Regions from separate parts of the Homo sapiens genome. Here all the other regions are linked to region 4. Evidence: chromatin contacts called from ENCODE Hi-C or POLR2A ChIA-PET data. All regions are on one chromosome and are shown on one strand. Each heading gives the region's core, a stretch centred on a gene start or an enhancer-like site at or near the end of the contact. The rest is flanking DNA. Distances are from core to core; before and after follow the strand shown.

Region 1 (2,700 bases), core at 33-2,532, 330 kb after region 4:
TGGCTCCCTGGGTCTGAAGAAAGAGGCCACGGGAAAGTGCTCAGAGCAGGAAGGGAAGTGGGACAGGGCCTAAGCAGCAGGACAATCTGGGGCAGAGCAGGAAGGAGACCAGGCTGGGAGGAGTCACTGAAGGGCATGGACATCATTGGAGGTAGCCAGCGGGCCCAGTGGATGCAGTGTCCTGCCTAAGAGTGGACCTGAGGGTCTGAGGCCTATGAGAGACCCTGTCAGAAGCCACCATCTGGGGACTTTGTATTCCCTGCTGGTGAAGCCCTGGTTTCCGGAGGACCAGGGCTCCTTGGAGCAGTGGAAGCTGCTCCAGACCAACAGCCTGTGAACTTGTTTTGTTTGGCCCAACCCCTGTTTTTAGATTTTTTAATTTATTTACCAAAGTTTTAAAACTAGGCAATTTCATGTAAACTTCCAGCTCCTCTTTGAAAAACCAGACTCTGCAGCAACCTGAGGCCCACGGAGCATTACGGGGACCGCTGGCAGGAGCCGGGCAGCTGAGTCGGGGCTGCCACCCTGGGTGGGGAGAGTGCTGTCTTGGTCGCCACAGCGCCCACCTGCCTAGTCCCTGTCAGCTTCTGAATTTGTGCCCTGCGGTGCAGATGGAAGAGAGAGCCAAAAGAAAATCTGGGCAGATAGAGGACAAGGGGCCACGAAGGAGACAGAACAGCAGCAGCCAGGGGGTGGACTGTGGACAGGAGTGGTCTAGAAGCCAAGGGGGCAACCTGCTTAGAAGTTCTCAGGTGGGGAGCTGAGGAGGCCCCACTTAGCCAGCTCTGTGTGTGTGAGAGAGGGAGAGACAGAGGGAGAGAGGGAGAGAGAGAGATGGGGGGAGAGAGGGAGAGATGAGGGGGAGAGAGGGAGAGACGGCGGGGGGAGAGAGGGAAAGAGTGTGCATGTGTTTTCGATAGTTTCCCTGGGAACTCTTCTACCTGCAGAGCTATCGTGTTTCCTGTGGCCCTGATCCCCTATATCCCCTCCCTTTTTCTGTGCTGCTTTCAGTCTGATATCCGCTAAGAAAGAAAATAACAATGCTTGATAGAACAGTGTGTACATTAACATAGAACTGCCTCTGAGTAGGCAAGCAAGGAGCCCTGACAGGTGCCAGGGTGCTGTGACACCTTCCTCGGTGGTTCAGACCCTTGTGTCCTCAGTCCTGCTCACTCTTGTAGATGGCCATTAGCATTTGTGGTTTCGACTCTTTGCAGGGACCCCTGAGATCTGTAGTATATGGTGATAGTGATTCTGCCGAGGCACACGTCTTGATGAAAGTAGCAGGAAGTGAGCTGCTCAGCTGCTGAGGGAGCCACGTCCTGCCACACAGCCAGGGGAGGTGGTCGTCCTCTGTTCTTTGTCCTGTGTACGTTCAGTGGAGAAAAGTACAGAGTGGTATGTTTGAATGTGGGGATGCGTGAAGATCTCAGTATGCTTCATGGAAAAGATTTGGGGATGCAAGCCCTTAGAATGCACAGGGTCTAACGTACTGCGTCCTCTATTCTAAAAGCCCCAATGCGCTTCCTCCTGAGCTTTTATTTTGTTCAGCTGGAGACAAAAAGTATGAGAAATTGAAAGTGAAGGTTTACATTGTTAACCTAAGAGTTCTGTCATATCGCCATCTCTTCATTGTGACCAAAGTTTTAAATTCTGTATTTTTTGTTAATTTTGGTCCTTTTCTTAAAGATTTTACTTTCTGTTTGATTTCTGGGAGTTTTAATTTGCTTTTCCTCAGAATGCTTTATGTCCAGTTGCCACATAGAGTTAAATATCTGCAGGTGAAAAAAAAAAAAACACCATAGATGAGTGACAAAATTAAATCTGACAAATAAGCTGTTGTCACAATTTCTTAAGCTCATGTTGTAGATGCATTGGAGTGGGAAGGTGAGAGTGTCATGTAGCAGGTTCTTCTGCAAGCTGAGAATGGACACATTTATGTCTGTGGGTCATTCCTAGTTTTCTTTCAGGGTGGAGCTAGATAATGACCTCCCTCCCTCCCTCTCTGTCTCCCTCCCTCCCTCTGTCCCTCTCTGTCTCTCTCCCTCTCTCCCTCTCTCCCACCTTCCCTTTCTCTCTTCTTCCCTTTTTTCTTCTTAGTTCCTTATCTTAAAGAAGTTCTCATCAATAATTAGATGAGGGGATAGAGATATCTGTTTAAAGATGTTTACTGCAGCATCATTTGTAATAGGAAACAAAGGAGAAGGCAACCAACGTGTACAACAGTAAATACCCCATTACCTCATGATCACATAGACCTGTCTCTATTGACTTGGAAGGTTGTGCATAATATATTAAATTTTAAAATGGTACCTTTATATGCGGGTGGGTGGGGGAGAGAGAGAGAGAGAGAGAGAGAGAGAGAGAGAGAGAGTGTGTGTGTGTGTGTGTGTGTGTGTGTGTGTGTGTCTTGAGTCAGCAAGAGCAAATACTATCACGGCTAGTTAGTAAAAATAGAAAGCATTAGTAGAAGTATTCAGTGAATTCAGGAAAGTGCCTGGAGATCTCTAAGATCCACTGAAGAGATGAACAGAATAGAAAGCCACAGGATTTATGTGGCTGTACCCACTGCAGGGAGAGCGCGAGGCCAGCTGGAGTCTGGCAGGCAGAGTGTGCGCCTGCTGAGCCAAGCCACGCAGTGCAGACCCCGCTCACTCCCTGTTGTCTTGGCAACAGGGCTTTGGCCCCATGCTGATGACA
Region 2 (2,700 bases), core at 81-2,580, 440 kb after region 4:
TACTTGAGAGGCTGAGATGGGAAGACTGCTTGAGCCCAGGAGTTTGAGGCTGCAGTAAGCCATGATTTTGCCATTGCACCCCCAGCCTGGGTGACAGAGCGAGACCCTGTCTCAACAAGCAAAAAAAAAAAAAAATTACAGTGATAGAGAACAGATCAGTGGTTGTCAGGATGGGTGTGATTATCAGAGGAGGAGCACAGGGAACTGTGGTGGTGACTATTCTCTATTCTGATGGTGATGGTCATCACTCCAGCCTGCACATGTGATACGTTGCATAGAACTGTAGACATACAGGTACACACACACACACACAGAGTGCATGTAAAAACTGGTAAAATCACATAAGACTGTATCTGCGTTTATTTGAACTATACCAGCATCTGTTTCTTGGTTTAGCCCAAGTACTACAGCGATGTAAGACAACACTGGGGGAAGGTGGAGAAAGTAGACACTGTATAACTTCTTGTACGTCTTATGCTATTTCACAAAAAAGGTATTAAAACTTTTTAAAAGTTGTTAAAACTATGTTTAAAACAGGGTTCTCCCACCTTGAGGAGGGGGATTTATCCCCTGGCTTCCCCTTTATGAGCAACTCCTACTATTTATTTTGCCGCCTTCTAACTTGTGGTTTGAAGTCTACAATGTCCTGCTGGCTTTGGCCGCACCCTCTGCTTCTCAGAGACTGACAGCCCATCTCGGATGGAATCAAAGCTCAAGTATGCCAGCAATGAATGTGAATGTGCCCCATTTACCCCTCCCTGAGACCATAACTTCAAAGCTAGGTAGATTCAGATCTAAGAAATGGTCTCATGGTGAAAATCAAGGACAAATCATCCTTCTCGCCCCTGTGCAGTAATTTCTTTTCTGGAATGGCTCTTTGCTCTGCTCTTCATACAGATTACACTCTTCACCTTCACCAAATGGGCCCTCCTTTAATGGAAGGAGATTAACCCTTCTTTGCCCCCTTTCAATCTCATTCAGCTGAGGGCTTTCTTTTAACAGCGCTGCTGTCTCTGGGCCTTGTGCCACAGCTGAATGCTACAGAGTGAGATGGCTGCCTTCTCTTTGAAGCATTTACGTCCCTGTCAAATACCTTTTTGCCAGACTTGGCCCTGGAAAGACAGTTTTGAAATTAAATTTATTGTGAGCTGCCTGGGTTGGCAGTATGGAATTGCACAAGGCCATGGGCATTTAGGTCAAGAGGGACTTGCTGCACTCACCACCTTGGGAGCCCTATCTTAATGAAACTCGAGCTGTATTTACTCCCAGGTTCTGCAGAGGAGTCCCCAGCATCACCTAAGATGGAGGCTGAGCATATGGGCTGAAGTCTATGCGGCATCCTGTCCGGATGTGACAATACACTCACAATCCACTGCTACCCCAGGACTGGCCTCAGCCTCCAGCTTCCAACTGTGCCTTAGTTATTAGAGGGACTCAACTCAAGAGACCATGATGAGAGGGACAGCGGTGCTCATTTCTCGGGCCTGGCTGTGAGTTGGCAACCAGGATCGTGTGCTAGAAAGGTGACAATTTTAATCGCTGACTTTCCGTAGTCGTTGGTGAATCTCGTAGTTTTGCACCTTTTAGTTTCAAAACCATACTGAACAACGGAAAATGAAACCTGCAGCTTATTTTTAGCCGTTCATGCTAAATCATGAGATTTTTCTTTGCAAACCAAAGAGGATAAAGGCTACTTCAGCAGGCTAAACTTAGTCAATTGACTTAATATAGCAATCAAGTCTGGTTCTCTGACAAGTCTCAAGTGACATTGAGAAGTTTCAGGTGATATTTTGGCCAACATTGACTATTTTGCTTAAAATTATATTTAGTTGAGTTTTGTTTTTAGTTAAACAAATGTAGTATGATATTTTCATCTGAGAGGAATTGGAAAACATATTATAAACCCTCCATTCTGTCATTTAGTCATTAATTCAATTAACCTATAACTATTTTTAAGTATCTGACAGCTTAGAATTTTTTTTAATTGAGTCAGTGTGTTGAATTACAAAGAGCAGAATGCTAGAAATTAAGGAATATGGCTTCTATGCTCATTGATGAGGCATTTATGTAAATATGACACTTACTCTCTTTGAACCTAATTTTCTTCTCCCTCAAAGAAATGGTTTAGATGGCATTTTCTAAAGCGTCTTCCTTGTCCTTTAATTCTGTGAAACACGCTCTGCCACTGAGGGCCTGAGGAAATGTTGAGGTATTCTTTGGGGGCTGTGGCAGTGTTGTCAGGCCACTCTTATTTCTGTCTCCTCTTTCCCTGTTCTAGGAGAGACAGGTTTACACAAAGCACTGTGGTCTGCTTGCCAGACAACTTGTGGCTCCCCTTGGTAAACAAGTGATTAAGTGCTTGAAAGATTTTCATAGAGATTTTCAGCCCCCAAGCCCATTCCTTAACTCCTGAAGCAAGTACTTTAACTTTAGGAAGTGGCTTCATGATACAAAGCTGAGGATCCCACTGGTAGTGGTAGAGAAAGGACTCCGGAGTTTGATGTTGGTGAGTCCAAAACATCCTCAGTGAGCCTCTCCATGGTGTTAGGAAATGCTCTAGTGCCCTGGAAGATACAAAGATCTTGCAGGAAGCAAGCCAGAGACGTGGGCTTAGGTAGATAATTCAATACAACCAAAATGCATTGTGTTTTTTTCTTTAGTCGAAAGGAGTTAAAGACTCACTGAGGTTTGTTAAGCTTC
Region 3 (2,700 bases), core at 88-2,587, 350 kb after region 4:
GTGTAGCTGGGTTCCCAGGCCGGACAAAACAGATGGTGACCAGATTTGGCCCCTGGGCTGTAGTTTGCTGACCCCTCATCTAAAAAATAGGCTATACTACAATTGCACTTCCAGCACTTTGAGAACGAGTTGAATACCAAGAATTATTCAATGGTTCCTCCAGTAACTTCTGCTAGAAACACAGAATTTGGTCTGTATCTGACACTAGAACAAAACTTGAGGGTAAATAAACATTGAATTAGAATGAATCATAGAAAACTGATTAGAAGAATACTTGATGTTTATGATGATTGTGGTACAAGATAGTTTTAAGTATGTTCTAAATATTTGTCTGCTGTAGTCTATTTGCTGTATATGCTGAAATTTTTGTATGCCATTTAGTATTTTTATAGTTTAGGAAAATATTTTCTAAGACCAGTTTTAGATGACTCTTATTCCTGTAGTAATATTCAATTTGCTGTACCTGCTTGGTGGTTAGAAGGAGGCTAGAAGATGAATTCAGGCACTTTCTTCCAATAAAACTAATTATGGCTCATTCCCTTTGACAAGCTGTAGAACTGGATTCATTTTTAAACCATTTTCATCAGTTTCAAATGGTAAATTCTGATTGATTTTTAAATGCGTTTTTGGAAGAACTTTGCTATTAGATAGTTTACAGATCTTTATAAGGTGTTTTATATATTAGAAGCAATTATAATTACATCTGTGATTTCTGAACTAATGGTGCTAATTCAGAGAAATGGAAAGTGAAAGTGAGATTCTCTGTTGTCATCGGCATTCCAACTTTTTCTCTTTGTTTTTGTCCAGTGTTGCATTTGAATATGTCTGTTTCTATAAATAAATTTTTTAAGAATACCTATACTATACAACTAATGGTTTGTACCTATAAGTCACTCGAGTTATTTTCAAGTGAGAGCCAGTATTTTATTTTTCCCCCTTCATTCAAATGTCATGCAGAGAACCAGTATTTTAAAATTTTATTTTAACTGCTTTACTAACTGCTGAAAGTTGTGTTATCTCTCAAGTATTCAAAGACTAAATGTGTTTTCTTTCCTTCCCACTCACAATATATCTGAATTAGAACTGCTAAACACAGCTTGAAGACTTAAAAATAAAAGTGACTCGGAAGATTTTTTAAAAAATCAATTGATAGTATCTGTTGGTAAAAGTAAATATTGTGGCTAAGAGTCAACACCAAAAGTGTAGATAACAGTTTTGTCTTCTAAGACACTGGTATGCACAGCATCAAAATATCTTCCTCACTATCAAGTTCCGAGACACTTCATTCCATAACAAACACTAAGCACAGAGATGAGATCAGTGGACACAGTCATAGTCCTTGGTTTCTGGGCAGTGGTCTAATGACTTAACTCATGACAGGCCTGGGTGTATACATGCATAATTTAGCTTCCTTGTTTTTATGATTAATACATGCCCACTAGAAAATAACCAATACTGAAAAACAGCTTCAGAAGTGATGTTCTCATCTAATCCCACCTCCAGAGGTAATGTTGTGAGCTGTCTGACATTCTTCTGGAAAAGTTCCATGTAGATTCAGAAATATATGTAGTTTTTAATAGGAACTAGATCATTTTATATATATGTAAATATATATAATATGTGTGTGTATATATATATAGTTCTGTGACTTGCTTCCCTTAAAAATATTTTTCCTTTAAAAATACTTTTAATAGCTTGTATCTTTTAATAGTATGTCTTAGAAGTATTTCTCTTTTTTTTTACAATGTAATTATTTATTTATTTTTCTTTTTTTTATTATATTTTAAGTTCTAGGGTACATGTTCACAACGTGCAGCTTTGTTACATATGTATACATGTGCCATGTTGGTGTGCTGCACCCATTAACTCGTCATTTACATTAGGTATATCTCCCAATGCTATCCCTCCCCCAGCCCCCCACTCCACAACAGGCCTCAGTGTGTGATGTTCCCCTTCCTGTGTCCAAGTGCTCTCATTGTTCAATTCCCACCTATGAGTGAGAACACGTGGTGTTTGGTTTTTTGTCCTTGCGATAGTTTGCTGAGAATGATGGTTTCCAGTTTCATCCATGTCCCTACAAAGGACATGGACTCATCATTTTTTATGGCTGCATGGTATTCCATGGTGTATATGTGCCACATTTTCTTAATCCAGTCTATCATTGATGGACATCTGGGTTGGTTCCAAGTCTTTGCTATTGTGAATAGTGCCGCAATAAACATACGTGTGCATGTGTCTTTATAGCAGCATGATTTATAATCTTTTGGGTATATACCCAGTAATGGGATCGCTGGGTCAAATGCTACTTCTAGTTCTAGATCCTTGAGGAATCGCCACACTGTCTTCCACAATGGTTGAACTAGTTTACAGTCCCACCAACAGTGTAAAAGTGTTCCTGTTTCTCCACATCCTCTCCAGCACCTGTTGTTTCCTGGCTTTTTAATGATCGCCATTCTAACTGGTGTGAGATGGTATCTCGTTGTGGTTTTGATTTGCATTTCTCTGATGGCCAGTGATGATGAGCATTTTTTCATGTGTCTGTTGGCTGCATAATGTCTTCTTTTGAGAAGCATCTGTTCATATCCTTCGCCCACTTGCTGATGGGGTTGTTTGTTTCTTGTAAATTTGTTTGAGTTCTTTGTAGATTCTGGATATTAGCCCTTTGTCAGATGAGTAGATTGCAAAAATTTTTTCCCATTC
Region 4 (2,700 bases), core at 136-2,635:
TGTTGCACCCAGATGAGCTGCAGACAAGAGCAGGGCTTTCAATGGAAATTGTAAACAAGTGGGATCATATATTGAAACATTTCTTTGAAGAATTGTAACAGGAGATCAAACATAGCTTTCTCAGTATGATTCTGGATCAAAGCAATAGTTACCAAGAGGTGCAAGTGGTCCAGTCAAATCAAAAGTAGACTGGTCAAGAGCCGAAGTCATAGCAGCAGCTTTTTGGGATGCTCAAGGTATTTTGCCTGTTGACTTTCTGGAGGGTGGAAGAGCAATAACATCCGCTTACTATAGGAGAAAGTGAAGCAAAGCTTTAGCATAAAAACACCTACGAAATCTTCACCAGAGAGTCCTTCTCCATCAGGACAATGTTCCTGCTCATTCCTCTCTTTAAATAAGGGCATTTTTCCAGGGATTTCGATGGGAAACTATCAGGTATCCATCTTACATTCCTGACCTGGCTCCTTCTGACATATTTTTGTTTTCTAATCGTGAAAAATCTGTAAATGGCACCCATTTTTCTTCAGTTAATAACGTAAAAAAGCCTGCATTTTCATGATTAAATTCCCAGAACCCTCAATTCTTTACAGATGGACTAAAGAGCCGGTATCATCACTTACCAAACTGTCTTTAACTTGATGGAGCTTACGTTGAAAAACAAAGTTTATATTTTTAAATTTTATCTTTTAATTCCATTTCCCATGAACTTTTATTCTTTTAAAAACAAACCCAAGTATTTTAATTCTACTTGCCTTTTTTACTTATTACACACTTCGGGAGATTTTTTGCCATATGGAATCACCTCATCCCTTGTCACGATTGCATAATATTCCATAGTAGGAATGTTTCATGATTTATTTCTTCATTCCCCCACTGATTTCAATTTTCTGCAACTGCAAGCATTGTTCATAATTCTGTACTGTTTGTGAGCCTATATAGGAGTATCCGTGCACAAACCTTTTTATGCATTGTGCGAGGGTTACTCTGAGATAGACACCAAGGGAACTGCTGGGTCATAAATCCAATTTTTTCAAAGTAAATCCGCTTGCGAACCCGGAACCAAGTCGATTTTTCCCGCCCCGCCAGTTCCCTGTTCAGGAGAGTGCAGCCGTGATTGGCGCGTTCACTCAGGCCAGGGGCGCCCCAGGTCTCAGGTGCTAGGAGCGCGGTGACCTACCACCCTCCGGGCACGCGTTCTGGCCACGCCTCGCGGCCCCTTTCATTGAAAGAGCCCGTAGGGATCACGTGAAAGAACACTGCAGAGTGCGTGACGTCACGACGCTCACACCAATGGGAGCCTCTGTTTATGTCGGGAGCCATCAAATAGTCATCTTCCCCCTACCATCCCCCGCCCACTCTCCGTCGCGCTGCGCTGCGTCGCTTTCAGCCTCTGGTGAAGGGCGGCGCGCTTAGGCAGGCGGTGGCGCGGCTGGAGTGCCGCGGGGAGGGCTGTGCCGGTTGCTTTCTGCAGCCGCATCTCGGCCAGCTCTCCTCGCCGTCCCCGGGGCGCTGTGCGTCTCCAGTCCGGGACCGAAGCCGCCTGCCGTAGCGGGCGGCCAGATCCGCGTCCCGCCTCAGCGGCCGGAGGACATGCGGGAGAGAGAATGAGCCAGAGGGACACGCTGGTGCATCTGTTTGCCGGAGGGTAAGGTCCTGGCGGGGCGTGCGCACTGGGGCTGAGGGTGCTGGGGCCGAAGACGCAGGCGAGGGGGGCGAGGGGGGCCGAGGGGGGTGGGGGGGTGGGGGGGCGGGAGTGAGGCCTGGGCGGGGAGCTGCCACGGGCCTGCGGGTGAGGGGAGCGACCCAGCCCGTGGGTGGTGAGGGGGGCTCCGGTTCGGGGAAGCAAGGGGGTGAGGCCCGGGCCCGAGGGCGAGAGAGTGAGGCCCGGGCAAAGAGGGTTGAGGCATGAAACCCGGGCCGGGAGTGAGGTTTTGGGCCCGCGGGGCCGGGGTGAGGCGGAGGCCGAATCCATGCGTCTGAGGAGACGCGGGCAAGAGCTGGGGTCGGCGCTTGATTACCCGGACGCCGCTGGACCTGGCCGCACGCCGCAATCTAGCAGGCGTCGGGGATCCAGGGCCGCTTTGAGGAGCCTGGCTTCGGATTTCGCGTAGGTTGCATGGCCCAAGGGGACGGGGCGGAAAGTGCGGAGGCTGAGGACAAAATGGGCGCCGGAGACTCCTTTAGCCCTCGCTCCTTGCAGCGCTCGCTTGGGCCTCTGCACGTCACTCACGCCCCACCTCGGACCTCGGGCCGCTCATTTCCGGGCTCGGCTTTGCAAGGTGGGTGGTAAGGGGGCTACGGGATCGAGCGGGGAAGGCTTTGGTATTCTCCCGTGGTTGCTGTAGGGTGTTTCTAGCCCTTGGAAAATTTCTTGCCCGAGGTTTTCCAGGTGGTGAATGGGGTGCAAAGCTTTCCAGTACCTTTGGGGTCAGATTCCTTTCGAGAAAACCACCCCTCTTGAACACCGCTTGCTTTTCTGCTGCTTAGGAGAAAGTAGGAGTGGAGAGAGGTCAGATTTTTTGAAGATAGTGTTAATAGTTACTATGTGTGTGCAAGATTAGGACTAAGCCTAAAGTCTTAGTTCCCTGATTGCCAAAATGAGTGTTAGAGCTTCCAGTTTAGCCTCCTGTTTAGATTTGCTCCTTCTAAATCATTTGGAGAATCATAGCAATTTTAAGAGTTACTTATTTGGAGGATTAT

What was found. Hi-C counts contacts between places; a loop is a spot of excess contacts on that map. ChIA-PET counts read pairs that join two places held with the same protein, here RNA polymerase II (POLR2A). Pooled maps may share reads with other maps.
Region 1: a map of naive thymus-derived CD4-positive, alpha-beta T cell shows a loop between it and region 4 (4-fold over the local background). The contact joins the enhancer-like site here to the promoter of SLC25A36 in region 4. A Hi-C loop is called at or near these places in 1 of 168 maps with a recorded cell type or tissue (naive thymus-derived CD4-positive, alpha-beta T cell) and 7 of 50 pooled maps. POLR2A ChIA-PET finds 5 or more read pairs at or near these places in 5 of 52 experiments (CD8-positive, alpha-beta memory T cell, WTC11, activated CD4-positive, alpha-beta memory T cell and 2 more).
Region 2: a loop to region 4 is called in a map of OCI-LY7, with 3 times the contacts of the local background. The contact joins the enhancer-like site here to the promoter of SLC25A36 in region 4. A Hi-C loop is called at or near these places in 1 of 168 maps with a recorded cell type or tissue (OCI-LY7), 2 of 37 single-sample maps with no recorded cell type and 4 of 50 pooled maps.
Region 3: a loop to region 4 is called in a map of tibial artery, with 5 times the contacts of the local background. The contact joins the enhancer-like site here to the promoter of SLC25A36 in region 4. A Hi-C loop is called at or near these places in 2 of 168 maps with a recorded cell type or tissue (naive thymus-derived CD4-positive, alpha-beta T cell and tibial artery) and 6 of 50 pooled maps.

Annotation. Positions count from the first base shown.
Region 1 is chr3:141,265,834-141,268,533 of GRCh38, forward strand. All of the region lies in intron 2 of PXYLP1 (2-phosphoxylose phosphatase 1), which reads left to right. Among named protein-coding and RNA genes, the nearest start is that of PXYLP1, 35 kb to the left of the region's middle. Within about 2 kb of position 1,283, at least 5 of the 41 ENCODE cell types and tissues checked have a DNase peak (open chromatin) inside an H3K27ac peak, as active enhancers do.
Region 2 is chr3:141,378,066-141,380,765 of GRCh38, forward strand. The region is part of intron 2 of ZBTB38 (zinc finger and BTB domain containing 38); the gene reads left to right. Among named protein-coding and RNA genes, the nearest start is that of ZBTB38, 11 kb to the left of the region's middle. RefSeq lists enhancers at 1,353-1,502, 1,533-1,622 and a silencer at 1,753-1,802. Within about 2 kb of position 1,331, at least 6 of the 41 ENCODE cell types and tissues checked have a DNase peak (open chromatin) inside an H3K27ac peak, as active enhancers do; they include OCI-LY7, where a contact is called at or near this core.
Region 3 is chr3:141,293,779-141,296,478 of GRCh38, forward strand. PXYLP1 (2-phosphoxylose phosphatase 1) reads left to right here. Exons shown (of 6, transcript NM_001037172.3): 6 at 1-1,146. Among named protein-coding and RNA genes, the nearest start is that of PXYLP1, 63 kb to the left of the region's middle. Within about 2 kb of position 1,338, at least 4 of the 41 ENCODE cell types and tissues checked have a DNase peak (open chromatin) inside an H3K27ac peak, as active enhancers do.
Region 4 is chr3:140,940,451-140,943,150 of GRCh38, forward strand. SLC25A36 (solute carrier family 25 member 36) reads left to right here and starts at 1,386. Exons shown (of 7, transcript NM_001104647.3): 1 at 1,386-1,645. The coding sequence starts at 1,605. RefSeq lists enhancers at 1,360-1,729, 1,823-2,670, 2,310-2,539.